Regions from separate parts of the Homo sapiens genome. Here region 1 is linked to region 2. Evidence: chromatin loops called from intact Hi-C (ENCODE). Cell type or tissue: endothelial cell of umbilical vein. All regions are shown on one strand. Each heading gives the region's core, and the rest is flanking DNA. Links, peaks and the distances in the headings are about the cores only. Region 1 has its middle 12 kb from the start of ID2. Region 2 overlaps KIDINS220 (kinase D interacting substrate 220).

Evidence for each region. Hi-C counts contacts between places; a loop is a spot of excess contacts. Peaks named below come from ENCODE experiments on the same cell type or tissue, not always from the same donor. Only the 100,000 strongest peaks of a DNase experiment are listed, where the experiment ranks them.
Region 1: a loop joins it to region 2, with 15 times the contacts of the local background. A loop is called at or near these places in 31 of 110 quality-filtered maps.

Annotation. Positions count from the first base shown.
Region 1 is chr2:8,686,023-8,701,215 of GRCh38, reverse strand. No RefSeq gene overlaps it. Among named protein-coding and RNA genes, the nearest start is that of ID2, 12 kb to the right of the region's middle. RefSeq lists an enhancer at 15,058-15,193. In endothelial cell of umbilical vein, for the core only: a CTCF peak has its summit at 7,753 (motif pointing left); no DNase peak of the experiment used is centred there; H3K27me3 peaks cover 228 bases.
Region 2 is chr2:8,755,084-8,770,276 of GRCh38, reverse strand. The region is part of intron 22 of KIDINS220 (kinase D interacting substrate 220); the gene reads left to right. It also overlaps the pseudogene LOC100216337. Among named protein-coding and RNA genes, the nearest start is that of KIDINS220, 75 kb to the left of the region's middle. In endothelial cell of umbilical vein, for the core only: no CTCF peak of the experiment used is centred there; a DNase peak (open chromatin) is centred at 8,506.

The DNA.
Region 1 (15,193 bases), core at 4,714-12,713, 70 kb after region 2:
AGCCTCAACTTCCCTGGGCTCAGGTCATCCTCCTACCTCAGCCTCTTGAGTAGCTGGGACTCCAAGCACACACCACCATGCCTGGCTAATTTTTGTATTTTTTTTTTTTTGTAGAGACAGGATTTTACCAGGTTCTCCAGGCTATCCTCAAACTCGCTCAGGATTGCTCAAGCAATCCTCCCACCTCAGCCTCCTGAAGTGCTGGGATTGCAGGCATGAGCCACCAGGCCTGGCACAAAACATTTAATAGTACGGTTTTCTGGCCAGGTGCAGTGGCTCATGCCTGTAATCCCAGCACTTTGGGAGGCCGAGGCAGGCGGATCACGAGATCAGGAGATCGAGACCATCCTGGCTAACACGGTGAAACCCCATCTCTACTAAAATTACAAAAAATTAGCCGGGTGTGGCGGTGGGTGCCTGTAGTCCCAGCTACTAGGGAGGCTGAGGCACGAGAATGGCGTGAACCCAGGAGGCGGAGCTTGCAGTGAGCCGAGATCGCGCCACTGCACTCCAGCCTGGGTGACAGAGTGAGACCCCGTCTCAAAAAAAAAAAAAAGTATGGTTTTCTACATAGAAATATATACATTCTATTTACATATGTATATACATTTCATAATGGCAAGGAGAATTTGGACATATCTGATAGACTATATATGACAAAATAATATATATCATATTTAATAATATAATATATATTATATATAATATATAATAAAAATACATATCTTCTAGATACGCCAAAATTCTCCCTGCCATTGTAGAAGCAGAAATACTATATTATTATCTACGTCAGCTCAAGTTCCCACGGATAGGTGTTTCAATCAGCTGGGATAATACTTGGAAAAAGTAAAAGGCTCTAATGAGTTATGATATCCACAATATGTGGTCACTTAATATTGCTAGTTTCTTGGGTTAAAAAAACCAAGTTAATTGTGATCTAGTAGATAAGTTTGAAATATCTTGGCTATAACTAAAAAAGACACATATAAACCATTGACATCTAGACATTTCAGCAGCTGGAGGGAATGCCAGCATAATTCCTAAATCGAGAGTTTTAGTGACAAAGCAAGATATGCCTGGAGGAGTTGCATGGCCAAAATTATCTCTGCCATTTCCACCAAATGTTTCTGCAGAGCATTTAAAATGGTGTCTGCAGTAGGAAGTTAGCCATTTCTTAAAGAGGCATTTCCTACTTGTGAGACCTACGGGATATAGCACTTGCTCGTGATTATGGGGTGTCTAGGCGGATTTCCATCAGCAGTGAAGGAATCCAGGACATCCGGCCTGGTCCTGATTCCATTCCATTCCATAGCCCGACGTTTTTCATAAAAATACCTGTGGTGGCCAGCCTCCAAGATGGCCTCCCTGTCTCCTGCTGTTCACAGCCCACACCCTACATACCACGGTTGGTCTGTGTGACCAACAGTGATGGCAGGTCACTTAACTTCTAAGATTAGGTTATAAAAGAGTACAGTTTGGGCACAGTGGCTCATGCCTGTAATCCCAGCACTTTGGGAGACTGAATTGGGAGGATCGCTTGAGCCCAGGAATTCAAGACCAGCCTGGGCAACATGGTGAGACCTTGTCTCCACAAAAAAGTTTAAAACTTAGCCAGGCCGGGAAGTTGAGGCTGCAGTGAGCTGTGATTGTACCACTGCATTCTGTCAAGGGCGACAGAGTGAGACCCTGTCTCAAAAAAAAAAAAAGGTGGATGAACTATAAAGAAAAAAAAAGTGCTTTGCTTTCAACACACACACACACACACACACACACACACACACACACACACACACACACCCAGGCATGTTTCCTCAGGGAAGCTGCATGAATCAACTCTATTGTGGTCTGTGGACTGGAATATAAGCATGGGCTTGTAGCACAGGTGAGTCTGGAAAGACTGAGCCCAGATTCACCTGGACCTCTAAGGCCTAGAACACTCACGTGAGAATCTCAGCTAGCTACTGTGCCAGCCGTTATGTGTCTGAAGCAAGGTCAAAACCAAACTCAGGATGAATCACCCATGGTCCACATTCTTGCAGCACAGTCTTTACTCCTGCGTGGCACACACGCTGACTTGCACGGTGCTCAGTTGTGGTGGCACCTCTCCCCGCACCTGAGCTCCTTATGCTCATCTTACACCAGCACCCGGGGTGCACAGTGTTTGCTGGGCTCCAGGACTCATTCGAATGTCACCTCAGGTCATGGCAAAAATCTCAGGTGGGCTGTGCGGCTAGAATTTGGATGGAAAGGGCCTTGAGGAGTGAATTGGAGCTTGAGCTTCCATCTCGTGCAGGAAGTTCTTCCTCTGCAGCATCCCTGATGCAGGACCCTGTGGCCCCTCCTGGAGCCTGTCTAGGGCAGGAACTCAGTGCTCATGAAGGTCTGATCCAGTCCAGTGCATTTATTCACACACTCAACACATGTATTGCCTGCTTACCATGTGCCAGGCACTGTGCTAGACCCTGGGATACGGCAGCCTGTTAGGCAGACCAAACTGCTGTCACCTGTTAACCCCAGTCAGGCATGGAACTTCATTGCTGTGGCCCATCTGTGTCCCCCAACACTCATGTGTTGAAAATTTAATCCCCAGTGAAGCAGTGTTGAGAGGTGGGACTTTTAAGAGCTGATTAGGTCATGGGGACTCTGTTGTTATTTGGGAGGAAGCTTAGTGGAGGGTGGGTTTGTTATCCAAGCAAGTTTGACTTGAATTCACTCTCTCTTGCTCTCCTACTGTATAAGCCCATTCTCACATTGCTATAAAGAACTACCTGAGACTGGGTAATTTATAAAGAAAAGATGTTTAATTGGCACATGGTTCCACAGAAAGCTTGGCTGGGGAGGCCTCAGGAAGCTTATAATTACGGCAGGAGGTGAAGGGGAAGCCGGCACATCCTATATGGCTGGAGCAGGAGGAAGAGAGCGAAGGGGGAGGTGCTACACACTTTTACACAACCAGATCTTGTGAGAACTCACTATCACAAGAACAGCAAGGAGGAAATCCACCCCCATGACCCAATCACCTCCCACCTGACCCCTCCTCCAACAGTGAGGATTACAATTGAACATGAGATTTGGGTGGGGACACAGATCCAAACTATATCATCCACCTTCTGCATGGGAGGACACAACCCTTACCAGATGCTGGTGCCATGCTGTCGAATTTCCCAGCCTCCAGAACCATAAGTCAAATAAATTTCTGTTCATTATAAATTACCCCATCTGTGGTATTCTCTTATAGCAACATAAAGTGGACAAGATGCTCATTATGAATGCTTAATTTGGGAGAGGAACATCTTCTGTAGTTGAGGGAACTCCCAGCTTCCGTGCTTCCTCGTGGCAGTGGAAGATAGCCCATCACATTCCTGATCCTCACTTTAAAAAGTGGCAGGTCCTCAGGCCACCCACCTCGGAACCTACAATGCCTGAGGCATTGGGAACTGCCCACCCTTCCTCTAAAGTAAGCCCCAAAGTGTCACAATCTGCAGAAACATTCAGGACTTAAGAGACACACTGCACTGTGTATGGATGTCAGGCCAGGTCTTTCCCATTACTCAGGGATCTTCATGAGAACTGGCTGTGAGAAACCACTTCCAATGTCCTCACTGACTGTGCAGGCTTGGTTGCATTTCCCTATGAGCAGGGGCAGTCATATGCATTCATTCTCAGGAAGAACACAGCCTGCATTAGTTTTCTGTCACTGCCATTATAAATCACCACAAACTGAGCAGCTTAGAATGACACAAATTTAGTGTCTTACAGTTCTGTAGATCGGGAGCCTGACACAGGTCTCGCAGGGTGTGGGTAGGGCTGTGCTCCTCCTGGAGGCTCTAGGAGAGAACTTGTTTCCTTGCCTTTTCCGGCTTCTAGAGGCCGCCTCCCTCTATCTACAAAGCCAGCAGTGTTGCAGTCTCTGACCCTTCCTCTGTGGCCTGCTCTAATTATGGACGAAAAAGGTCCTCTGTTTTTAAAGACTCCTGTGATTAGACTCAGCCTGCCTGATAATCCAAGAGAATCTCCCCAACCCAAATCTATGCCCTTAGTCTCGGTTGCAAAGTCCCTTTGTCATGTGAGGGGAACACATCAGGAGGTTCTGCAGATGAAGCCATGGACATCTTTGGGAGGATACTTCTGCCCGCCACACATGATTGTTTTCCTACCTCTCTCACTTGTCTCTGCAGCTTCACTGCTCAGGTTTTACTCCAGAATCCAATTTACTCCTAAATCAAAATTCAGGAAGTTTGTAAAGGATCACTTTCCCTGCACGGCATGGCCGGCTTTGCTCCTGTATGTCCTGCGAGCCCATGCTGGTCTCCCTCCTCTTCTATCACTATTGTGTTGCCTCCTCAGGCTTCTGCCCCTGAAGTTCCCATCTTTTCCTTGTCCAATGATCAGCCAGATGCCAGAGCCGCTCACTGGGCTCTGCCCCTCCAGCTCAGTGCTTTGATGCCACTCACCTGGCGTTGTGTGTTTCGCTGTGTCCTCCACTCCCAGTGGTTCCATTGAGGCAATTCTTGCTTCCTGCCATGTAATCATGGGTTTCAAGGCTGAGAACTTACATTCTCTCTCTCAATGTAGCACGGGGCACATAAATCCCTGATATTTGCTTTACTTTTTGACTGACTAACCAAAAAAATGATGAGAAGAGGACAAAAGACCTGGGGTGGAGATTCCGAGGACCAGGAATCAGGTTATGTAGGGGCTGCCTTAATGTTCGTTCCTCATTCAGTCGATCAGTGCTTGTGGTTAATTTTAGTACAAAAAATATTGGTTGATTATAAAATAATGCAGGTTAAATAACTTTTTTTTTTTTTTGAGACAGGGTCTCACTTTATCACACAGACTGGAGTACAGTGGCACGATCATGGCTCACTGCAGGCTCAAGTGATCCTCCCATCTCAGCCTCCCAAGTAGCTAGGACTACAGGCATGCCACCATGCCTGGCTTTTTTTTTTTTTTTTTTTAAATAGAGATAGGGTCTCATTTTGTTGTCCAGGCTGGTCTCCAACTCTTGGGCTCAAGTGATTCTCCTGCCTTGGCCTCTCAAAGTGCTGGGATTACAGGTGTGAACCACTGTGCCCAGCCAGGAATTTTTAGTAAACATTAAAATGGAAAAAAATCACCCACAGTCACAGCAAAGGGACCACTATTAGTTTTTCTTTCTTTCTTTTTTTTTTTCGAGACAGAGTTTTGTTGTTGTTGCCCAGGCTGGAGTGCAATGGTGCGATCTTCGCTCACCGCACCCTCTGCCTCCCAGGTTCAAGCGATTCTCCTGCCTCAGCCTCCTGAGTAGCTGGGATTACAGGCATGCGTCACTATGCCCGGCTGATTTTGTATTTTTAGTAGAGATGGGGTTTCTCCATGTTGGTCAGGCTGGTCTCAAACTCCTGACCTCAGGTGATCCGCCCACCTTGGCCTCCCAAAGTGCTGAGATCACAGGCATGAGCCACCGCGCCTGGCCACTGTTAGTTTTTAAAAATGTTTTCCTCCAGTCATATCTTGCTCCTACCCACATGTGCCCTCGCTGTATTATACACAGAAAAAAAGTGTGCATTTATTTAACAAAAACAGACCATTTCATGGGTAATTAATGAAATGAAAGGTGGAATAATGTATAAGAGAGTGCTATTGCAAGATATTTTAAAACTGAAAATGTGTATTTTGCAAAGGGAAAAAGTTCTGAGAAAGAGAAAATTGAATTATTTTTGAGTCCCTAGGATGACAACAGAAATGTGTGGTCAGGCCGGGCGCAGGGGGTCACGCCTGGAATCCCAGCACTTTGGGAGGCGGAGGCGGGTAGATCACCTGAGGTCAGGAGTTCAAGACCAGCCTGGCCAACGTGGCGAAACCATGTTAGCCGGGTGTGGTGCCGCGTGCCTATAATCCCAGCTACTCGGGAGGCTGAGACAGGAGAATTGCTTGAACCCAGGAGTCAGAGGTTGCAGTGAGCCGAGATAGTGCCATTGCACTCTAGCCTGGGTGACACAGAAAGACTCTGTCTCAAAAAAAAAAAAAAAAAAAGAAAGAAAGAAATGTGTGGTCAATGAGACATTCAACTTTGGGGTACATTGCAACGTGGTCATGATGACAGTTCTAAAATCCTAAGAGAAATAATCCAAATCAAGTATGGAAACAAATTAGCCTAATACGCTGAGTTTGTGCAAACAATACTTACCTTCAGTTTAGGAATGTGGTCTGCTTTGCAACAGCTTCTAAGAGTTGTGAAGTATGGCTTTTTTCTTCCTTTCCTCCCAGAAACTGCCCATATGATTGCTTAGTGAGTCAGTCCTCTGGGGAATGTCTTCATTTTACTCAGCCCTTTTGATATAGCGCTCCATAAAAAAGCAGCAGGGACAACCCGTCCCTCTATAACAAACGGGGTAAGCACTGGCGGAGGTACCTCTGATGCACACCATTCTATTCGTTTCCTTAGTTATAATATTTAGGTTGGTGCAAAATTATTTGCGGCGTTTGCCATTAAAAGTGATGGCAAAAACCACAAATAATTTTGCACCAACTTAATAATTACTACGAATAATTTCCGTTGCTGCAAAGCGATTGTGATAAAACAGGTTGTGATTAAAATTTTATAATGTGAAGTTTGGGTGCCGTGATTTTGACAACTTTATCTTGACACAGTATTATTAAATCAATAATAATAACAACAAATGTGTAACCTATAAACGAGAAACATTAAAAGAAATGTGGCTGCTAAATAGTTTGGTTCCATCACTCTCCTGCGCAAAGCTCTCCAAGGTCCCAGTTTACACAAAGTAAAGGCCAAAGCTCTTAGCGCGGCCTGTGAGGCTGGGTGTGATGGGCCTCCCCCATCCTGTCCGTTCTCCTCTCCTCGCACTGGGCCCCTGGCTGCCTTGCTCCGGCCCACTGTCCCCCACCATGCCCCACCGCTCCCCCACCACCCACCGCTCTCCCCCAGCCCTCTCCCCCACCAGCCCCCATCCCCCCACCTCCCCCCAACAGCTCTCCCCCACCCCCGTACCATCCCCCACCGTCCCACCACCCCCCAGCCCCCTCCCCTGCCCCCCATCAGCCCCCACCACTTCCCACCAGCCCTCCCCCACTCCCCGCCAGCCCCCACTGCCCCCACCGCCCCCCATCAGCCCCCCACCAGCTCCCAGCCCCCTCCACCCCCTCCCCGTCACCACTCCCACCGCCCCTCACTGCCTTCAGGTGGGACTTCCCTGGATGGCTGCTGCCGCCGGGCCTTTGCACGGGCCGCACCCACTGCCCGATTCCCCTTCCCGCAGATTCTGCGTGTTCGGCTGCTCCTGTTGTCCACGGTGCTCTCATGGAGCCTGGGGTACCAGTCAGGGCCCCGTCAGGAGACAGAAACCCCCCGAGCTCTCAGAGAGAGAGTAAGCTTGCTAACTAGCTAGAATGTGTTAACTGGGGAGCTGAACAGACAGCACTCCAAGCTGTCACCGAGGCAGTGCCGCAGGCAGCATGCCCCCCAGGATGAGGGAGCAGAGGGGAAAGGCGGGAGTGACTGAAGCTCAGAAGCTGGAGGAGGGTCCCTGTGCCTGGGACGTAGAGCCTCTATGCAGGGGCCGCAGGCTCAGGGACGGGGGCCATCAGGCTGGTCCTCTGAGTGTGGGGAAAAGCGCGGTCTGGATTCAGGCGCAGCCACAGGGAGGCCAGGGTGAAGAAGTGCTGGGCGGGGCTGCTGGGACCCCCAGGTGGACGGGAAGTCCCCGGGAAGCACACGGGCTGCGGCCGCTCCCATCCTCCCGCCGCCCCGCTGCGGCTGCTCTCTCACGCCCCCAACTGGCCATGCTAACCCGGAGTCGGCTGAGCTCTGCAGGGTCCCGGCGACCGGAGGTTGAGGACAGAAGACAACACCTTCATACTTCATAACTGGTCACCTAGGTTCTGTCTCCTCTTTTTCCCTGCTTTATTTGTCTTCGAATGCATATGAGACACACTCATGGTCTGTCTCCCATTGCTGGAATGCAAGTTCCACAGGGGCAGGGATCCCGGCTGTTTCATCCCAGTGTCGGCAGCACCTAGAGCCACGCCTGGCGTAGTCCCATGCATGTTTGCCGAATAAATTAATACATCAGTGTAACTCCATCGACACGTCAGAGACTTTCAGTGGCAAGAGGTGTCCCCGTTTTTGCAGGAGCAGCTCGCTAGGGTGGATGTTTTGTTCCTGTAGACAATAGATGATACAACAAAAATAATTAGCAGGAAGAGTCCTGCTTTTTACCCCTTGGCCTGTGTGAGCTGGCATTGCCCTGCAGCAAACGCGGTTTGCAGGGAGAGCACTCAAGGGCGTCTACTTGTTTGGGGATGATTCTCTAAAAGTCATTGTCAGGTACAAAGCCAGGACTTGACAAACTTGTCCAAAAATTTCCTTCCCAGTCAAGATATTTTTAGATTGAATCAACTTAACTGGTTTGGATTAAATTTAAACTTGAAATTTTCACTCTTTAAAATATTTTACTTCAGGCAATTAAAGTTTCAGTTGACATTTTTTAGAAGTCTTTTTTTTTTCCTCCCCTGGGAGGCTTTGGCGAACTCTGGTAAAATTACAACATTAAGAATGGCCTTGTCCTTTTCTCTGCCTAACTTGCTTCCATAGGATTTTTGAAACATCAAATATTGAAGAATTGTGTGCTTAAGAACTTTCTCTCAGAACTGATGAAACTTATTTAGAGCTTATTTAGAAGATTATGTTTGTAAAATAAAACTTACAGCGTTGTCCCTAGGTGGAGAATTAACTTAAAACTAAGACCACATTCCAAGAAGTGGCATAATCATATACGTGGAAGTACACACGCCATTCTACTTATAATGGCAGCAGGCAGAAGAGGAAGGGAAGCCAGGACGTTCCTAGGCTTCGGCCACTTTTCTTTGCTGCCAAATGCTAAGATCCATGCTAGGCGCCCCTGTCATAGCCATGCAGCGTCTCAGTAGGAGTGAAAGTAGTTCAGAGCCAGAAGGGCGGAGAGTTCAATTGCTGTCTCAGTCAAGGTCAATCTTGAGGAAGTGAATGAGGGTGCCAAGCAGTGTGTCAGGAGGCCAGGGCCTTTTCAGAGAGTTGGGCAGTGGGGGCATCTCTGTGCTCCAGTAGATAGAGGACTGGGTTATTTTTCTAACTTACTTATCACAAACATTCCCAAACATATGCAAAAGGAGTGAACGGAGGACACCTATGTGCCTGTCACTCAGTGGTGACAGCGGCAGCATTTCACTATATCTGGCTCATCCAGCCCTACTCCCTTTTTCTTTTTCTGGAGGATTTTAAAGCAAATATTATATATTATGTCATTTATCCTTACAAACTTCAGTATGCATCTCAAAAATACCAATTTCACACCTAAGGAAACAAAATCTTCACTATTATATAATACCCACCCCTCACTCAAATTTCCCCAGCAATCTAAAAAAAAAAAAAAAAAAAAAAAAAAAGTCCCTTTAGAGTTTCAGGATCCAGACAAAGCCCATCCGTTGCATGTGGTGGTGGTATTTTAAGTGTTTTCGGTGCTTGGCCTCTGCTTCTTCGTCATCGGCTTGTTGGAAAGGTTGGGCCAGTTGTCCAAGGATGCCCTGTTCCGGGTTTGTCTGAACACTTCCTGCGATCCCATTTCACTTGCTCTCTCCTGTTTCCCATTGACAAGAAGTTAGGTCTCAGGGATTGATGTTACCCCAGATTGAATTTTTACTCTTCTTTTCCCTAAGAATACTTCACAGGAAGTGTCGCTGGCGTCGATCATGTCCCATCGGGAGGCACCTCATGGCCAGTTGATTGGTTTTCTAGAGATTGATCAGTCGGTTCAGGTGATCATTTCTTTATTAACAGCCTGATTATTCTATTACAAAATTTCTCATCAACCTTACAATGTATGAGTTTACTAAACTTTGAAGATCATGGTCTAAATCAATTACTACTTTAGTTACCACATTACAGTGACTACACTCATCTTTAGGGATTCAACATGGTGACTCTCTAACTCTTGCAATCGTGGTTATCTGAAATCCAGCTCGTACTGGAAAGGCAGGAAAATGCTTAATTATTTCTCTTTAATTCTCCATTTTTAGAATGTGCTGGTGCCCTAGAAACCTCCATTGGTATCCAAAGCGTTTTTGCTTTATTTTTGTCTCCTCTTTATTTTTAGTCTTACTTCCTGTCCTAGATCGGGAATCAGCCATTTCTCCAAAAAACTCTGGTTCCTTTTAGTGGTGAGTGGTACTTGATCGTACAAACTGGTGTAAGCGGGTGCTTATTATCACCTGGTTGTCATTGCTTCTGGCATTTTCAGTGGAAAGCTATAAAAATATATTTTTAAAAAGAAACATGCATTTAAATTGATATTTTCAGTTCAAATGTAAGATTTCAGAGCTTTTACTTCTTGAACGTTATGCTGATGTTTCATTTCTCTTACATTGAAAATCTTGGTTCCTAATGACATTAGTATAATTACTTCTTTGCTTATCCTACAATATACATATAATAGTTCAAAAATAACAATACCAATATTATTACTAGCGATGTGGCTACTAAAGGAAGTTTATGATTTCTTTGCAGTTCTTTTTGTCCTTAGAATAGATCCACTGGGAATGTACAGTGAAACTGTCGAAGGTCAGTTGGGGTCATTTTTCCTCTGTGTGCGTATGTTACTAACTTGAGACGTAATTAGGTCCATTTGTTGTCATTTTTTTCTACTTACATATTGTTTTTTAAATGTAATTTGTAAAAAGTATTTACATATCTCAGTCAAAACTATATGACAATATACATTCAGAAATACCACATTTAATACAATATAATTGTAAAAATGGAGAATTAAAGAGAAATAATTAAGCATTTTCCTGACTTTTCAGTATGAGCTGGATTTCAGATAACCATAATTGAAACAGTTAGAAAGTCACGGAGTCTTTCTCTGTTGCCCAGGCTGGAGTGCAATGGTGCGATCTCAGCTCACTGCAACCTCTGCCTCCTGGGTTCAAGTGATTCTCCTGTCTCAGCCTTCCTAGTAGCTGAGATTACAGGCTCACACTGCCATGCCCGGGGGCTAATTTTTTTTTGTATTTTATTAGAGACACGGTTTTACCGTGTTGCCCAGGCTGCTCTTGAACTCCTGAGCTCAGGCAATCCACCCACCTCAGTCTCCCAACGTGTTAGGATTACAGGTGTGAGCCACCACGCCTGGCCACCATGCTGCAATTTCTAATGATGAATGTATTCACTGTAATGTGATAACTAAAGGAGTAGTCGATTTAGACAATGATCGTCAAAGTTTAGTAAACCCATTAAGTGAAAGATTGACACGGAATATACATTCAGAAATACTACACTCCCTTTCTAACATTGCTTCCTCCACTCTATTCTAGCCTCTCCCATCAATAACCATTTTTATTAATTTTAGTTTTTTCTTCCATTTCATTTCTCTGAAAATATAAACAAATATGAATCTATGTGTTACTATTACACCTTCCTTCTCATACAAAAGCTAGCACACCATATACACTGTTCTGTATTAGGCATTCTTCACCTGACGCTTTGTCCTGGAAAGCCCATGTCAGTATATAAAGATCTCCTCTTTGCGTTACATCACCATGTATTAGTATACTAGAGCTTTTCCAAACAGTCCCAAATTTGGGTTGTTTCTAGTCATTTGCTATTAAAAGCAATGCCAAATCTATTAACCTGGTGCATACAGTATTACATATTTTTGCAATGTAACTTTGGGATAGATTTCTAGGAGGGAGAAAGCTGGGTTAAAGAGTAAATGCATATGCAATTTTGCTAGATATCACCACATTCCTCTTTATAGGGGTCAGAGTATTTTATCATCAACAATATACAAGATTGTTTCCCTCACAGTCTTGTCAACAGAGTATATTGTCAAACTTTTGGATTTGTGCCCATTTGTTGGGTGAGAATTGTTATATAGTTTTTCATTTGCACTTGTCTTATTATGGGTGAAATTGGCCATCTTTTTGTATGCTTACAGGCTGTTGATTACTTTATCTGTGAACTCTATTGCTACTGTTTTCCTATTTCTAATTGTGTTGGATTTTTTCATCTTAATTTTTAAAACATGTATATGTGGGCTGGGTGCAGTGACTCAAACCTGTAATTCCAGCATTTTGGGAGGCCAAGGCAGGAGGAATGCTTGAGCCCAGGAGTTTGAGACCACCTGGGTAACATGGTGAAATCCTGTCTCTACAAAAAAAAAATAGAAAAAATTAGCCAGGCGTGGTGGTGCACACCTGTAGTCCCAGCTACTTAGGAGGCTGAGGTGAGAGGATCAACTGAGCCCAGGGAGGCTGAGGCTGCAGTGAGCTGTGATCAATGCCACTGCACTCCAGCCTGGGTGACAGAGAGACCCTGTCTGAAACCAAACAAAACATGTATATGTGCAGAATATTAGCTTGACTAAAAGCCTTTAAGAGAAGATATATCTAACATTCAAGTTGCTTGAACGTTTACTGTGACAGATTCCCTTCTACTGCCACAACCAGTTGATACAGTCTGCCATACTTGTTGGAACTTCTCTCTCTATCCTTTCTGTCTCTTACCTTGAGTTCATATTTATCTTATCTTTATCTCTCTGTGCTCATTCTGGGTAATTTTTTCAGGTTCATCTCCCAGTTCATTAATTCTCTCTCCAGTAGTTTTTAATCTGGGTTTTAACATTTTCATTGAGTTTTCACTTTCAATAACTATATGTAAGCACTTTGATGTTGTTCGTTTTCAAATCTGCCTATTCTTTTATATATAATACTGTATATTGTGATTTTTTATGTTCTTGCTTAATTTTTAAATTTCTTTAATCATCTTAGTTGTGCTTACTTTATAGCCATTTTAGATCTTTTGTTTCTAATCTTTCTCTTCATTTTAGCTACTGATTCTCTCATGGTAAATTGTTTTCAGTGTTTTTAAAATTTTTGAATTATAAACTGACTTTCACCCAACCGTGAAAATGTGAGAATTCTGTGTAGTCTGTATTGAGAAATTTTCTCTCCAGAGAAGAAGCTTTGCATGTGCCACTTCCAAGCACTCCAGGGGTATCACCAGCCAGAAACCCATTTTTGTGTTAATTTCTCAGCATCAAAATTTCTCAAACCAAGTGGGTAGTACATATTTGAATCTCCATTGCCCATAAGGGCATGTTTATGGGTAAAAATTTTCGGAGGAGATTTTCATTTCCCTCTTGAGCTCAGGTTCACACACAAGCTTCCTTATGATCTTCCTGAGCTAATGAGTATTATTTTTTTCTAATCAATAACCGACATTTCAGGCCTTCCAGGATCCTGGGTGGTAGTATCAGTTTCAATGCCCTGCTTCACAGGGTTGTAAAAACTTGTCTGTAATTCCTGTTTGGCCAATGCCCTAGTTTACTGGGATTGGTGCCCTCACTCAGGACTGCCACAAATGTGTGCATGCTCTTCCCACTGTCCTTCTGTTGCATCTTCCTTCAGGGCCTCTGGAAAATCTCCTTCCTTCCTTACAGTCTCAGGCGGTGCTCCTCATAATGCCTACTTTAGTCAGCAATAAACAAAACACATGTTGTTGAGCTTCTCAACTTATGCTGCCTCTGACTCAAATTATCTTTAATTAAATTAATTAATTAATTAGTTTTCTGAGACAGGGTCTCGCTCTGTCACTCAGGCTGCAGTGCAGTGGCACAATCATGCAGCCTTGACCTCCTGGGCTCAAGAGATCCTCCCACCTCAGCCTCCTGAGTAGCTGGGACTACAGGCGTGCACTACCACACCCAACTAACTTTTGTATTTTTAGTAGAGATGGGGTTTTGCCATGTTGCCCAGGCTGGTCTTGAACTCCAGGGCTCAAGCGATGCACCCACCTTGGCCTCCCAAAGTGCTGGGATTACAGGCGTGAGCCACTGCCCCTGGTCTTCAAAGTATCTTTATGATGAAATAGAAAAACATCCAACACCTTTTCTGGATCAGCATCCAGAAAGACACTCAAAGTCTGAAACCCCTTTTCCGGTAGCAAAATGCATCAAAAATTGGAAGGATGTATGGGGTGTCAAGCTGAAGGGGATTGGGATGGCTCTGCACCTGCCCTGCAGAGAGCCGCACAAATTATTAGCTGTGGATTTTAAAAGCTCTATAAAGCAGCTCCTTATTGACAAGAATATTATTTTCTATTAGAGTCTACATCTTCACCCTCTACTTGAAAGTCCTTTTTATGTTCCTGAAAAAGCGCTGGACTGAGTTCGTCTGCCCACTGCCTGGTTGTGTGCTGTTGGCTACTCAATGCTCACCTCTGAAATAGACAGACTACACGTTAGCCGACCTTCAGGGATGCACTCATGGCTTTGAACGCTAAAATTAAATGTAAACTGACCTGTACATTTATTGCTTGAGGTTAGTATGATCTTGATTCAAAAACCAGTTACAGACAACACAAGAAAGTAAATCACAGTTCCATTTCATTTTCAAAAATAAAATATTGGCTAACAGAATCCACGGTGGATATAAAAAGTAATAATATATGATGTTCACGTAGGAGTTATTTCAGAAATGCATGGCTAGTTCAGTATCAGAAATATCAGTGTAATCCACCAGACAAAAATAATATCAGTAAATGCAGTCAAAAGTATTTTACCAATTGACTCACGAATTATGATTTAAAATTCTCAAAAAAAAAAAAAAAAAAAAACCCCTTCCAACAAGCCTAGCAATTGAAAGGCTCTTCCAAAAATTGAGAAACAGTATCTATTACAACAGAAGCCTACAGTCACATCCTACTAAATGGAAGAAATGTGATCGATTCTCATTAGGATTTGGAATAAGAAAAGGAGGCCGACTCCCACCTCCCACTGCTTTAACTAACACTGGCGTTCTTGGTTAATAGTTATTAAGCAGTTCAGAAAAATTAAAACAAAATTTAACAAAACATCCAGGAAAGAGAAGGGAAAGCATTCTGGCTTTCATGTGACTTCACAATTCATTTATCCCCACAATCCAAGCATAGTCTCTTTGAGACTAGGATCCTGTCTGATCTTTTTAAAAATCTCTGGGACAGCACCTAGCATAGAGGTTGGCAGCAACTACTAATTTGCAAAAGGGGATCCTGTCTATGCTATGCAGTAGCAAAGATTACATGAGATCCACACGTGGAAACGGCTGTACACATGCTGGAGCAGCACTCATTTGGAAAGGCCGCACTCCCTGGCGTTTTCTCCCGGGACCTCCTCCA
Region 2 (15,193 bases), core at 3,510-11,509:
GCACCAGGACTCCTGGCTCTTTCTTTTTATTTTTTTGTAGAGGCGGGGACTTGCAGTGTTGCCCAGGCTGGTCTTAAACTCCTGGGCTCAAGCATTTCTCCTGTCTTGGCCTCCCAAAGTGCTGGGATTACAGGCGTGAAACACTGTGCCCAGCCTTAGTGTATAGTTTATATACACTTCTAAGATTTCAGATAACTTTTATTTCCTTAGAGTATTGTCAGTATATGGTTTTCCTATTTTTCTAGTTCCTATTTTTTATGTACACATTTAATGTTTTCTAAGTAAATAACTGGTTTTAGAATTATAGATGTTGTTGTATTAGTCCACAGATTTGAGCTCTTCTAGGTTTTGCTGTTTAATTTATATGAAAGTAGTTTAGTGGTTTAAACCTGTGTGCTGTATCAAGTAGGTGTTCCAGTAGATGCAGTGATGTATAATTACTGTCTGCCTATTGAGAAGTGGTACTGAATTGCATCTGGTCTTTGAGGTTTTACAAATCATCTTATTGTGAGATGCATGATTCGTTTTTCTCTTGGTTCTGTAGTACAATATTTTATTGTACATACAAGGTTTTATTTCGTGAATAAACGTTTGTATTATAATACAAGTGCTGTATAATTATGAACGTTTGCTAAGCGGTTAAAACTTAAGTTTTAAAAATATTTAAGTGCCTCGTAATAATTCATACCAATATAATGAGGTTTATTTTTCGCATGTTATATTTATACATAAAGCCCTATTTAATGTAAACAGGTAATCCCTTGACACTCTCATCTATCCTCAAGATTGTTGTTGTTATCATTTGTGTGTAAATAAAAATGTGTCATAAAAAAGAATAAGCCTTCGTTTAGGAACTGTGGAGTGATGTCTTAAGAAACAGTAGTGGAAGGAATTTGTGGCTGCTTTAGATTCTTAGACCCTGTCTGAATTGGTTTAGGAGTAGTATATTACTCCAGGAATGTATTTCTAGATTTCAAGAAATTTGTAAACTTGGGCACAGGAGAACTAGTTATCTCACATGGGTCCTTGCTTAAGGAGGTCGAGTCACTTAGTGTTACTGACCTCCTTCCTTCACGTCAGGTACTTTGCTAGGTGCCTTATGTATTCTTGCACTTTGGAAAGTGCAGAGGTGTTAGGTGGGGATAGAATGAGGGATGTGAACTTTGCTTTGCCATTAAACCAACTCATTACTTTAAACTTCGGCATTTGGCAGGCTTGCCATCTATGACTGGGCTGGATTTGGGGTGATTTTGAGATGCTTTTCTTCTCTTCCTGGTGAAATAGGTATATTTAAGTCTTAAATGCCTGCAACTACTTACAAAGAATATTTCGTAGCTAGTCTAAGGAAGAGAAAAAATATAGTAAGCAATCATTGATAATTCGTATGAATTGACTTAAAATAATTATATATAATAAGGATTTGGAATGAAAAACTATAGGAAGACACTTTGATTAACATATTGGAAAGCCAGATATTAAAGTATGTGAGAATAATCTAGATGATTATGTTTCTAGTTAACTGTAGTTGAGTTCTTTGATGCTATTGCTTGTCATTTGAATAAGAGAAAGTTTTATTTACAGCCGACAAAAAGCAGCAGTATGTAATTGATATTCATTTGTTGTACTAAAGAAATATGATTTGGTAAAAACAATCAGAAAATAGTATTTTTAACGCTAGTAGTAAAATTTATTTTTTTAATGCATAAAAAGCCTCGTTTATTTTTATAGCAATTTGATGACACATCTGCTGGCTTTATTCAGGTGAAAAAGAAAATGTTGGTTCTTGGTGTTTGGTGAAATTGTTAAATTATTTTCTAAATTGTTCAACTTTTAACAAATGACATTTGATACTAACACTGGAAAGCAATTTCAGCGAATTAAATAGACCCCTCTGTAAACCACGGGAACATTAAGATGACACACTGTTCATTCAAGATGGTTTTAATTGGTACAATTATTGTAATTTTCTTGCAATTATGTGTTGAGTTGAAAGCTTTTGTCTGGATCATTTGAGAGTTTTTTTTTTTTTTAACATACATTTAGTAAGAAAGGGAGTAAAATAAAAACTAAAAATTTTTTGTCTAGTTTTTATTGCAGCATTTTAGACAACCATTGAAATATTTTAATCTAAAACTTTATTTCTGGCATTTAAAGCAGAATGATAGTGGTTTTTAAAAAAATGAATTTAAGTAGTTTTCATGAAGATAGTGCTTTAAATTTCTGTTTTGACACTGCTCAGTCAATCTTTTACCCAGGCCATGATATGGTCAGAATAAGTTTGTGATAAGGATAACAACATTCTTTATTTTGGTACTTTATTTTGATGTTTAAAGAACAGTTGAATAAGTTCTAAGGGTGCTTCAGAATAGTAGCCATTTTCCATTTCATTGAAGTAGCAATTTGCTGTACAGACAATATGGACATCTAATTTATGACTTTAATAGACCTGTTATTTTTAAATTATTCAAGTAATGTTATTTCTATACATTATTTAGGACATTCTCATAATAAAACATCATATTTTATGATAACCTCTCCTGATATTCACCCAAAGCTTTCATAAGCTTCATTTTATCACATGTAGTCATCTCATACCTCTTGTAGCTCTCACTAACCTGCTTGCTCTCTCCATCATTTTCTGGGTGATGATCAGCTCTCCTTCCCTCTCTTCCCCGCCATCATTTGGCCTGGATTATTGCACAAGCTTGTTTCTTTTGCATGTGGACTTAAGTTATGAATGTGGATAGCATGAAAAATTTAACATTAGTTAGTTTAGAGGAAGTTGTTGCTTCACCTCCTTTGTAGTACAAAGTCCATCCTTTGTACTGATAATTTTTCTCTTTAGTTTTTGAGATACTAGCAATATTTATTCCAAAAACTGTTTAATGCATGCTATTTTGGTGTTTTTTATATATAGCTTAGAATCTTCATGAAATTCTTTGTTTTTGATATATGACTTATTTGTAGGTATTGGTGTTGTCATCATTCAAAATTTATTAAATTACTATCTTTTATATAATTATTGTTTCCATCTTTATTCTCAAAACACACTTGCTTTGACCGCAGAGGTTCAATATTTTATCCATATCTTTATCTTTTTAAAGATAAAGCCTGATCTAGTTATTTGTAAAATTACAAGATAATTCCCCATATAGGAGAGGAAACTAAGCAGGTTTTTACTGAAATAAAGATTGTGTCATCTATAATAGAAATCATGTTTTATCTGGACAGAAATAAATGACATTTGTATATTTGCCAAGTTCAGTGTGAAGAGTGAGCCTGCAAACCTTGTATAAATATAGCCATAATCAGATGTAATGTTGACCATTCAATGTGCATTTCTGGCTTTGCATTATTTTTATCCATGTCTTTGTGAAAATTGGACAATTGAGATTTCTAAAGATAAAGGTGAAGGGCATAATTTTTTAGCTTATTTTGATGTATCTTTAAATCATGCCTACTTTTGTTGTGTGGAGAAAACAATGAAATGCATTAAACTGACGTGTTTGGCTTTTTTTTAGTTTACCTATTTGTGTATTTTGCTACTTATTTATTTTGTTGTTGTTACTAGATTTCCAGCAACATCCAAAGATGTGAGAGAAATTAAGGGGAGAAAGCTTAAAATTCATTCATTTATTCAGAAAACAGTTATTGGACACCTATTATGGACCAGGCACAGTTCTGAGAGCTTGGGTGTATCCATGAACAAAACCAGCAAAGATCCCTGCCCCGAGGAGCTTGCAGTCTGTCAGAGAGTGATGGGTAATAAACAACATATATAATACATAATTAGCATGTTAAAGGCAGCAAGTGTGGTGGAAAGAATAAAAGGTAGAAGAGAGTTAAGGAGATGAAGAGTAGTGCAGGTTCTGCATTAAGTAAGGGGATCAGGATTGTCCTCATGGAGAAGGGAAGAGTTGAGGAAGGGTTGAAGGAGGCAAGACAGTTTTCCAGGCAGGTATCTGAGAAAGCATTTCCAGGCAGAGGGAACAGTTCCGGGCCAGAGAGCACCTGGAATCAATGTTGAAGGAACAGCAACAAGGGAGCTGATGTGGTGAGATGGGGTGCAGTGAAGCAAGTGAGTAGGAGGTCAGGTCGGGTCACCAGTGGGGTTCATGGACCCCTTTTGGAGGACCATGGTAAGGACTTTGGCTTTTACCCTGAGTAAGATGGGGATTCGTTGCAGGGTCTTGAAAAATGTGTGGCCATTACCCTGATGCTTCAGGGCCTATTTGCTGTATCAGTGCAGCTTGGCCTGAGTTAGGGAAGCCTGTTGATTCAAGGGAGCTTGTTTTGAGACTCTCACGGTGGGAAGGGAATAGGAATGAACCTGGGTGGAAAAATTAAGGTAAATGAAAAGTTCAGAAAGTAATTGGCTATCCCACAGTAAAGATGAAATGATTAATAGAGTCGGGCATGGTGGAGTACGCCTGTAATCCCAGCTACTCGGGAGGCTGAGGTAGGAGGATCACTTGAGCCTGGGAGTTGGAGGCTGCAGCGTGCCATGACTGTGCCTGTGAATAGCTACCACACTCCAGCCTGGGTGACTAGTGAAACCTTGTCTTTTAAAGATAATAAAAGTTGGGTTATAGAAATAGCACATTGTGGCATTTTCTATGTGAGCTAGGAAGTAAATAACCTCACCTACAGTCCTGTTGCAGGGTATTGAAAGAAAATTAGTTATTCTAAACATCTGCAAGAATTTATAAGACTAATTTCCCTTTGTGTCTCCCCTGTCGCAATACTTTCTTGTTTCTTAGGATCGTTTTATTCTTTATTTTTTAATGATGGATTTATAGCCAACTTTTTGTATCATTTAAAAAACTGCCTTCCTTCCTGTTTCTTGCCATGGTCTGGCTCTCTGATATACAAACCCCTGGTTGAGAGTGAATGAAAGGTGATTTTTGTGGCATTGAAGACTGCTAGGTGTAGGAAAGATATCATGGGCAGGAGAGCAACTAATGAGTTGCTTTTAGAATAATAATGATTTTGACTTATAGATAGTATAAAGTGCAAATGATGGTCTGTGCATATCAAATTGGGCTCTAAAGACAAAAGGATATAATTGGTCAAAACCTGTATTCAGGCACCAGGTTTCTGCTGGAGTTCGCAGTGTCCTCAGCCTGGCTCCGGCTCCTTCTCCCTCTTACTGTTTACTTTTCATGTGCTCTTCTCTTTGGCCCATCCCACCTCCTTCTTCTGGTCTCATCTTAAATATTACTGCCTTAGGAAGCCTTTTGTTACCAAGCCCCCCCATCCTTCGAGGCTTTATTAGATGAGTCCTTTATGTACTAGTGTGTTCTTTCATAACACTGGCCATAGTTACCTTCTTATACATATTTGCATTGCTATTTCTTTAATATTTGTCTCCTGAATGAGACTATACACTTCATGAACTGTAACTTTCTTAAACATTGCTGAATTTTTTTGCTTCTAGACAAGTGATCAGTATTTAGGCAGTAGTGGGTATTTCTGAAAGAATAAAGAAATCTGATGATAACTTTTGGATTGAGGAAGGCATGAATTGGGGAGGTGGTAGATGAGAAGCCTCACTTTATCTTGAAGAGAATACCGTCCATCCAGATACTTCATTCTTTAGGCTTAAATATGGGTAAAATGTTTCTTTTGTTATATACCAGTATATCCCTGGGCCGGACACATAGTAGCTTCTCAGTACACATTGACTGAATGATGACTGTATATTTCACCTAACACTTGGCGGCTTCTGCCTTATGTCAGGTGATGCTAAAATCACAGCAATGTTTTTGAAGGCATTCCCTGTAACTCTGAGTTCAGCTGCATTTCTAAGGTTTCTTACATTCATAATCCATTTATGAATGCCATGGTCTGGTGGAGTTGCTCTGTGTTTTTTAAAATTTTTATTTCAATAGCTTTTGGAGTACAAGTGGTTTTTTGTTGCATGGATGAATTATTTAGTGGTGTATTCTGAGATTTAGTGCACCCATTATCCAAGTAGTGTGGATTGTACCCAATATGTAGTTTTTTTTCCCTAGCCTTCCTCCCATCCTGTCCCTTCTGAGTCTCTAAAGTCTATTATTTTATTCTGTATGCCTTTGCTTACTCATAACTTGGCTCCCACTTATAAGTAAGAACATATGGTTGTTGGTTTTCCACTCTTGTTTTACTTCACTTAGAATAATGGCCTCAAGCTCCATCCAAGTTGCTGCAAAATATGTTATTTTGTTCCTTTTAATGGCTGAGTAGTATTCCATGGTGTATATAAACCACATTTTCTTTATCCACTCATTAGTCAGTGGGTACTTAGGTTGGTTCCACATCTTTGCAATTGTGAATTGTGCTGCTATAAACATATATGTGCAAGTGTCTTTTTCATATAATGACTCTTTTCCCTTTGGGTAGATACCTAGTGATGGGCTTGCTGGATCAAATGGTGGATCTGCATTTAGCTCTTTGAGGAAATCTCCATACTGTTTTCCATAGAGGTTGTACTAATTTACATTCTGGTGGAGTTGCTTTGGATTGACTACTTCTAGACAGGTTCCTCTCACTTCAGAGTCTTCTTAGAGACTCAGTTTCTTCTTAGAGACTTGTTGTCAGAATTGTTTTTAAAAGGCCATGTACTTAGATGACTCCAGTTCTGTTGTGCTAAACATTTTAATTGTGTTCATTTATTAAACAAATATTTATAGAATTTATTATATGCAGGGCACAGTCTAATAAAAGTAGTAGCTAATATATTATGTGAGCCCTCATTCTGTCCCATGCATTGGATTAAGCACTTTACCTAGCTTATCACATTTAATGCAGGTTGCATATCCCTAATCTGAAAATCTGAAATCTGAAATGCCCCCAAATCTGAAACTGAGTGCCGACGTGATGTTCAAAGGAAATGCTCACTGGAGCATTTGGGATTTTGGATTTTTGGATTAGGGATGCTCAGCTGGTACTGCCGAAACTCCCAAATCTGAAACACTTCTAGTCCCAAGCATTTCAGATAAGGAATACTCAACCTGTACTTCTAACCCTAAGAGGCAGAGAGCAGGAGTTACCTAAGACCTCACAGCTGTAACTGCGCTTCCCCAAGTCTGTTTCTTGGGGCCAGGAGCCTGTCCTCTGTAGCTGCCAGCTAGGCAGTGGGTCTGAGATACCAGAAATATAGAACTAAATATTTTAATTTCCAGATAGATTTTAACTTTTCATTGATATATCTATGAGTATTTAGAATAACTTATTAGGGTATCAATGGGAATGTTATAGCAGATAGAAATTTTTCTGCAGTGTTGAATTTATCTTTTCTGTTGAAAAACGCGAACAACTTAGCAACATATAAAATCTCAAATAAATGCTTTATTTAGTTCTAATTGTGTCTAGTAACTGTGCTAGGTTTTGTGTGGAAAGCTTTAAAAAATCACTTCTGATATTTAGCACTTAAACATCTGGTACATCTGTTTGTTTAAGCCTTTATACCATTTCTATGTCTACTATATGGCTATAATTTTTTTTAGGTAACTTTTTCAATAGGTTTTCTTTTCTTTTCTTCTTTTTTGTTTTTCTTTGAGATGGGGTCTCGCTCTGTCGCCCAGCCTGGAGTGCAGTGGCGCGATCTCGGCTCACTGCAAGCTCCGCCTCCTGGGTTCACGCCATTCTCCTGCCTCAGCCTCCTGAGTAACTGGGACTACAGGCGCCCACCACCATGCCCGGCTAATTTTTTTTGTATTTTTAATAGAGACGGGGTTTCACTGTGTTAGCCAGGATGGTCTCGATCTCCTGACCTCGTGATCTACCCGCCTCAGCCTCCCAAAGTGCTGGGATTACAGGCATGAGCCACCGTGCCCAGCCAATAGGTTTTCTTTTACTTTTGATTTTGAATGTATTTTCTCAGACTTTACTCTCATAATGCCATTTTCAGTGTTTAATGCAAACGTAGAATGAAGAAAAAATATTAAGTGTTCCAAAGTCATGTGTTTCTAACGTCAACATGAAAAACTCAGGTATATTAACCCAGATCTTCATTATCCAAAACCCTTATTGTACGAGTTATCTTAAAAGATTTAACATTGAAAAAGTATATAGAACATTCCAAAGTTCTACAGTGTTTGGAATTGTTGGAAACTAATACCAAAGACAATTTCTTGAAATATATGTTTTAATATGTAAGAAATACATGTTTAATATGTAAAAAAAATTATTACTTGTGCAGGTTTACAGTTTATTTTATAATATAGTAAGAGCATTATGTATAGTTATATTTTTCAAACAAGTCTGATTATTAAAGAATTCAATTTACCAAAAAAATTACATATGCCTTGACAGATCAAGTAGCCAACTTTTTCCAGAAGTTGATTTTTCCAGTAAAGGTTTGTGATTTCAGAATTTCAAATCAAAATATTTAAAGACTTTTTAAAATACAAGAATAAACAAAAGTGATTTGTAACAAAAATGCTAGCTAATTCAAATGCTAAGAAAATGTCTAGCTGCTGGTGTAAAACCATGCTGCAGAAGTGGCTCCTGTTAGCAATATTCAAAAAGTCCACAAGATGGGAGCATTTCACTACAAACATTATTAGCATGTTTGGCCAAAAATAAGATGTAATACATTTTGCTTTCCCCTTCCATAGAAAAACAAGTCAGAATTTAATGAAAGGTTGAATTTCCTTTTTTGTTGTTGTTAAAAAAAAAAATGGCTTCAGGACATTTTTCAGCACTGAGAATCACGATCCTAGGCAAATGAATGGGTATCTATTCATATGACATAGTTTTTAAGTGTTGTACTACTTTTGTCTCCTCAAATTAGTTTAAATTAACTTTTGGGAAAATAGTGGCTATGAAAAAAGAGGAGCATAAAGAAATCGATCTGCTTACAAATTTGCATTTAGATATAAAAATATTAAATCCTAAACATTGTAGAACTTCAGTTCTATACTTTTTAAACATTAAATCTTTTAAGAGAACTTGCATAATAAAGATTTTGCCTTAATCTGAAACATATTCATAGATCTACTTTGAGTTCAGAGCCTCCTTTCTCTATGCCTGTCATTCAGTTTTATTATCAAACATTTGCGTTCTATATATGATTAATGTAATACACTTTTAGATTTCTTAAAGACGACAATTGCATGGACAATTCATCACTTGGTAGCAACTTATGATATTGCTAGTGATGCCTAAAACAGCTATGAAAATTTGATCTCATGTACTTTTGTCGGAACATTTTAAAATATCAAGTATAAACTCTTGATGCCAAAAAGCAGGCTTTGCTTTTTAATGATAGACACTATTTTCACATGGAGTCAGTTATGAATTATTTTGCCTCTCTTACCACTTTACTAAAGTCTTCTCTCATTACCCTAGCTGAAAGTATTGCTTTGTCACCTGAATTACTAATATCTGATTACTTGCATGGTTGTAACTGGGTAAATATCATGCAGTAATACACTATTTTTTAGACTTGTACTCCCAGTGGAAGCCTGTCTCCAGATCTTATGCAAAAGTCCAATAAATGAAGCAGAATTAATACAAGTTTATTGATTCAAATTATAACATTTCCTAACAAATTCAGTTAGTGAGAAAAATGAGCTATTCTGAAGAATATTAAAATTGGAGAATTGTGGACAACTGTTACAATCCTAAATTGGTTTAAACATTTATTTATTTCTCTAATTAGTTTTGGGACTGTAACATTAAGAAAGTCCTAAATCATGAGTAGACAGAAATGTTACCGGTGTTTAAACTTTCTTTGTGATGACAGGATGTTTTCATTTAATCTGATCTAGAAACTTGAAAGATTGATTGGGAATATTGTTTTATAGGTGAATCACCAATAGTATCTTGGAGTTGTTCACATTTCTTATAATTATTTGAAGTGTTCTCTGCTTCTCTGACTAGGTGAAAGTCATGTCATGCAATTTTTAAATCATTTTTACAGTCTTTGCTCAGGCTTCTAGGCTGTTGTGTAGTGTACTGGTTTGCATAATTTTGTAAACAAAAAAGTGCTGATCTGGATTCTGAAAAAATGATGAAGGAAATTAAATATGTGCATGAAGATGGAGGAGAAGCTTTATTTCAGTCTGCAAAAAACTGAAACTAAAAGAAAAACCCAGGATGACTTATGAGCACAGCTTATTTGTTGATCTTCTTCAATTTGTTAAAATGTAATATGTAACAGCATTCTTTTCTATTATAGTTTTAAGGAGTTAAAAACGTGTAAGTCATTACCTGAGGGATTTTGAGCCATGTCTGTGGCTCCTGTTTGAACTGGTGCAGTGAGCAGTCAGCAGCTTTTGAAGCAGTCAGGAGCAGGTACCCGCTCTGCTGCTATGTCTGTGGTGGTGTTGCATCCATTGCTTACCTCTCTGAGCCTCAGTTTCCTCATGTTAAAAATGGAAATAATAAATACCTTATGGGATGCAGAGAGAGAAGTTAGATAAACTAGGTAAAGCACCTGCCTCAGAGAATGGCAGACAGTAGGTATTCAGCCACTTCGTTCTTCTTAAAATTCCCTCTCAATTCTTCATAACTTTTAAATATAGTTTCCCTGTTAGAGTTTATATAAGAAGAGGGATACAGAGCCCCTAAATGTACCTTCCTCAGAACATTCGACGTCGTAGACATGAATGAAGACAGTGCCTTACCAGTATTGTACTTGAACCTAGGCAGATACCCCTTTTGAGTTTTTATCTTTTACCCTCCCTGGTTGTTGATTGTTTTTTCATCCATCTAGTTGCCAGAATTGCAGCCTTAAAGCCAAAGAGAGTTTTTGTATATGATGACATTCTACTGAGTTTAAGGGTTTTTTTAATCCTTTAAATTACATGCGTACAAGTTTCCTTCCTTCATATAAAAACATAATCTTGGGCCCTGATGTTCTGGCCAAATAGGTCATCTTGGAGATATACACCCTCGGTGGGAAATAGTTTTTGTTTAATGTCGAGTAAACTCTTCTAGTAAGTGAAATAATAACTTTGTTTAGCTCTGCCAATGGTTTCCAGGGCAGCTTATACAAGTGCTTTTATGGTTTGCACTATTTAACCCTAATCACACCGTCCTTAAACACATAAGTCAAACACATTAGATACTTGCAAATGTCTTCTTTTAAACCAGAAATAGACAAACACACTTGAAGAAGGCATGCCATGATGATCTATTTGGCCTGCAGAATATATAAGCACTTCGTTGTTTCCTAGTGTAGTTACTCAATAAGATGCCTAAAATGCAAACTTACTTTTGTAGACCTTGAAAAGTGAGTGTCAGTGAGAACACCTGGCACTGTTCGCATTGTTGTCTTGAGAATATTCTGTGACCACCACACGAGCATAGATGCCTCTTTTCTCTTCTGGCAAGTTCTTTTCTCTGTTGAGAGTTGTTGTGTACTTAATGCAGTCTTCTGCATGTGGACAGCTTCAGCTCTTAGTACTTTTATTACTTTGGCTGTGGCAGACAAAGTGTCTACTTTCTGACCCCCTAAGCTAATGTTCTTTCCAACATGGTAGGAAAGGTGACTCATGGAATAGTTATGAAAATACTTTTACAAGAATATTAGGAATGATTAAAACTTATGGGATGCAGCAAAGGCAGTACTCAGAGGGAAATTTATGGCTGTAAATGCGTACATTAAAAAAAGAGAAAGATATTAAATTAACACCCTAACCTAACACCTCGAGGAGCTAGAAAAAGAAGAGCAAATTAAACTCCAAGCTAGCAGAAGGAAGGAAATAATAAAGGTTAGAGTGGAGAGACATAAAACAGAGAACAGAATAACAATAGAAAAAAAGCAATGAAACCAGAAGTATTTTCCTTGAAAATACCAGCAAATTGACAGATCCAGTGTGGAAGTCCAGGCTCAGAGGCAGATCCAAAGGCCAAGGTGAGCAGAGGTGCCTCGAGTTGGAGTTGCTGCTGAGACCAGGATCTGTTCCTGAGGATTGGTGAGGGTGAACAGGGCTTAATCATGGTAGATTTTTCTCAAGTATTTTTTCCAGTGTGTTTGGAACCTGGGAAGTGAGGATTTTAATTTGGGGATTACATAGACAGGAAAAACCACAATTTTATGCAGATTACAGGTTGGAAAAGTCATTACTAACATTCCTATCATCAGATTTAATGTTGAGACGGCAACTTATAAAAGCCATACAGGGCTGGGCGCAGTGGCTCACGCCTGTAATCCCAGTACTTTAGCAGGCCGATGCAGGCAGATCACCTGAGGTCAGGAGTTCGAGACCAGCCTGGCCAGCATGGTGAAACCTCGTCTCTACTAAAAATACAAAAATTAGCCAGGCGTGGTGGCTGGTGCCTGCACTCCCAGCTACTCAGGAGGCTGAGGCAGGAGAATTGCTTGATCCCAGGAGGCAGGGGTTGCAGTGAGCCGAGATTGCACCACTGCACTCCAGCCTGGGCAACAAGAGTGAAACTCCATCTTAAAAACAAAACCAACAAAGAAAACATACAGAATTCCAAGTCCAGGATTTAGGAGGACAGAGCCATACTGAAGATGTTATTATTCAAACACAGATGCTGTGGAGCAGACAGTTGTGACCGAGACCGAATTGGCATTTCCAAGTCAGTGTTAGTTGCCATGTTGATGGAGAGCTGAGAAAAGCCATTTTAATGGCATTTGCAAATAAGCAGGACATGGAACAGGCCATGACTCCCTCAGAGATGCACATTCACTTGGGTTATCTGCCTCGAAGGACTGAAAATGGCAAATATTCAAAACTTCAGCAACCAGAGGTACTGGCCTTCATGAGACAACGGAATGGGTAGTTGAAACATTAAAGAGCAAACAACAGTACAGTCACTTCTGCTCCTCTGAAATGAAGACGGCCTCACATATCCCTTTGGAAACAATCAAGTGTGCTTCTCATGACTAAAGGTTAAAGCTGTAAGACTGTTGGCATTTACTGAACTGACTGTGACATTAGTAATAAATATAAAAAATAGATATTTAGTTGAAAGGGTAATTCATCTTGATTGAGCCAATTGTGTTCTATGTTGTAGGACATGCTGCTTCCCTGCTTTCTTAATGTTAAGTACACATTCCATTTGTATGGGATTTTTATTCAAATAGTCCTATTAAAGTATGCACTTTTGTTGGGAAAAAACAAACCCTATTTTTTGAACTAATGGTTGCATCTTGTTTGTATAAACACTAGTAAATATCTTAACTCTTTTTTTTTTCCTAAAATGAATTTGCAAAGATTGGACTAAATAGAATAGACTAGGAAATAGTGTGGGTAGCATAGTCTTCATTTTCTTAATTGATCACTTTATATTAAGCTGTTTTGTTTAAAAGCTTTTGGATGTAGGCCTGACATTGAGATCATCATTTTAGTGGTTAACTTTACTGACTTATCTGCAGCTAACATCGTACTCCGTGGTGAAAGACTGAAATTATCCCTCCTAAGTTAAAAGAACAAGACAAGGATGCCTGCTGCTATGTACGAATGTTTGTGTCCTGCCAAAATTTTCGTGTTGAAGCCCAAACCCCCAGTATGATATTATTTAGAGTTGGTGCCTTTGGTAATTAGGTTTAGATGAGGTCATGAGGGTGGAATCCTCGTATGGGATTAGTGCCCTCCTAAGAAGAAACCAGAGAGCTTCTCTCTCTCTCTCTGTAGTGTCCTTGATGTCAGGACCTAGGAAGAAGATCATTTGCAAACCAAAAAGAAGGCCCTTACCAGAACCTGACCATCTGGCACTTTGATCTCTGACTTCCAGCCTCCAGAACTTCAAGAAATAAATGTCTGCTATTTAAGCCACCCAGCCTATGGTATTCTGTTATAGCAGCCTGAGTTAACTAAGATACCCACTTTCACCACTGCTATTCAACATTGCACTAGAAGCTGTAGCCATTGCAATTGGACAGGCAAAATAAATAAAAGAATCCAGATTGGATGATTCTTCTATATATAGAAAAATCCCAAAGAGCCCACAGAAAGCTATTAGAGCTAATTAATCAGCAAAGTTTGCAGGATACAGATCAACACACAAAAATCAGTTGTGTTTCTGTACACCTTCAGTGAACAGTCTGAAAGGAAATTAAGAAGGCAGTTCATTTTACAGTAGCATCTAAAAGAATAAAATATTTCAGAATAACTTTAACCAAGAAAGTTAAAGACTTGTACACTGACAACTTAAAAAAATTGCTAAAAGAATTTAAAGAAGATCTAAATAAGTGGGAAGACATCCTGTGCTCATGGGTAGGAAGACTAAATATTAGGATGTCAATACTACCTGAAGTGATCTACAGATTCAATATTATACCTATCAAAATTCCAGTAGCCTTGTTTTGCAGAAACAGGAAACTGATCCTTCAGTTCATATGCAATTGCAAGACACCTCAAATAACCAAGCAACCTTGAAAAAGAAGAACAAAGTTGGAGGACTGACACCTCTCAATTTCAGACATACTACAAAGCTACAGTAATCAAAACAATGTGTCACAGGCATGAGGATGGACATATAGAGCAATAGAATATAATTGAGAATCAAGAAAAACCCATACATCTATGTCCAGTTGGGTTTTGGCAAGGATGCCAAGTCCATTTGATGGGGGAAAGGACAGACTCTTCAACAAGTGGGGCTGGGATAACTAGATTTCCACATGCAAAAGAATGAAGTTGGACCCCTACCCCACACCATGTACAAAATTGACTCCAGATGGATCAACCTATGCTTTCCCAAGCACAAGGTTTTGTCAGTATCAGAAAGGACAATTAAGGTGAAAATTATTCTATTTTAAAGGGGTAGAGTTCTTGAGGAAGAACACCTTTGTGTGCATGTGTAGTTTATTCCTTCTACAAATATTTATTGGACAACAGTGTTGCGACAGTATTCTGTGCAGGCCACTGGAGATACAGTGGTGGAAAAAACTAAACTTGTTCCCAGTTTTAATGGAATTTCCAGTCTAGATTGGGAGATAAACATTAAGAAAGTAATTCCACTAGTGCAGAATTATGATACATATTATGCAAGAAAGTATATATGCTCTGGGGGCTTGTAATGAAGGAACATAAGTTGGTCTCCAGGATGCTCTCTGAGGAGGGGGAAATTGCACCGAGCACAAAGGATGGGTAGGAATTAACAGGGTGAAGATGGAAGGGTGTAGCCAGCTCCTGAGGTATCCAGGGCTTTTGCCTTTTCACAGATGGCAGTGGGTGTATAAATGGACTCCATTTTTTCTTTGTTTCTGACTTTTTGGCTGCAATGCCAAGTG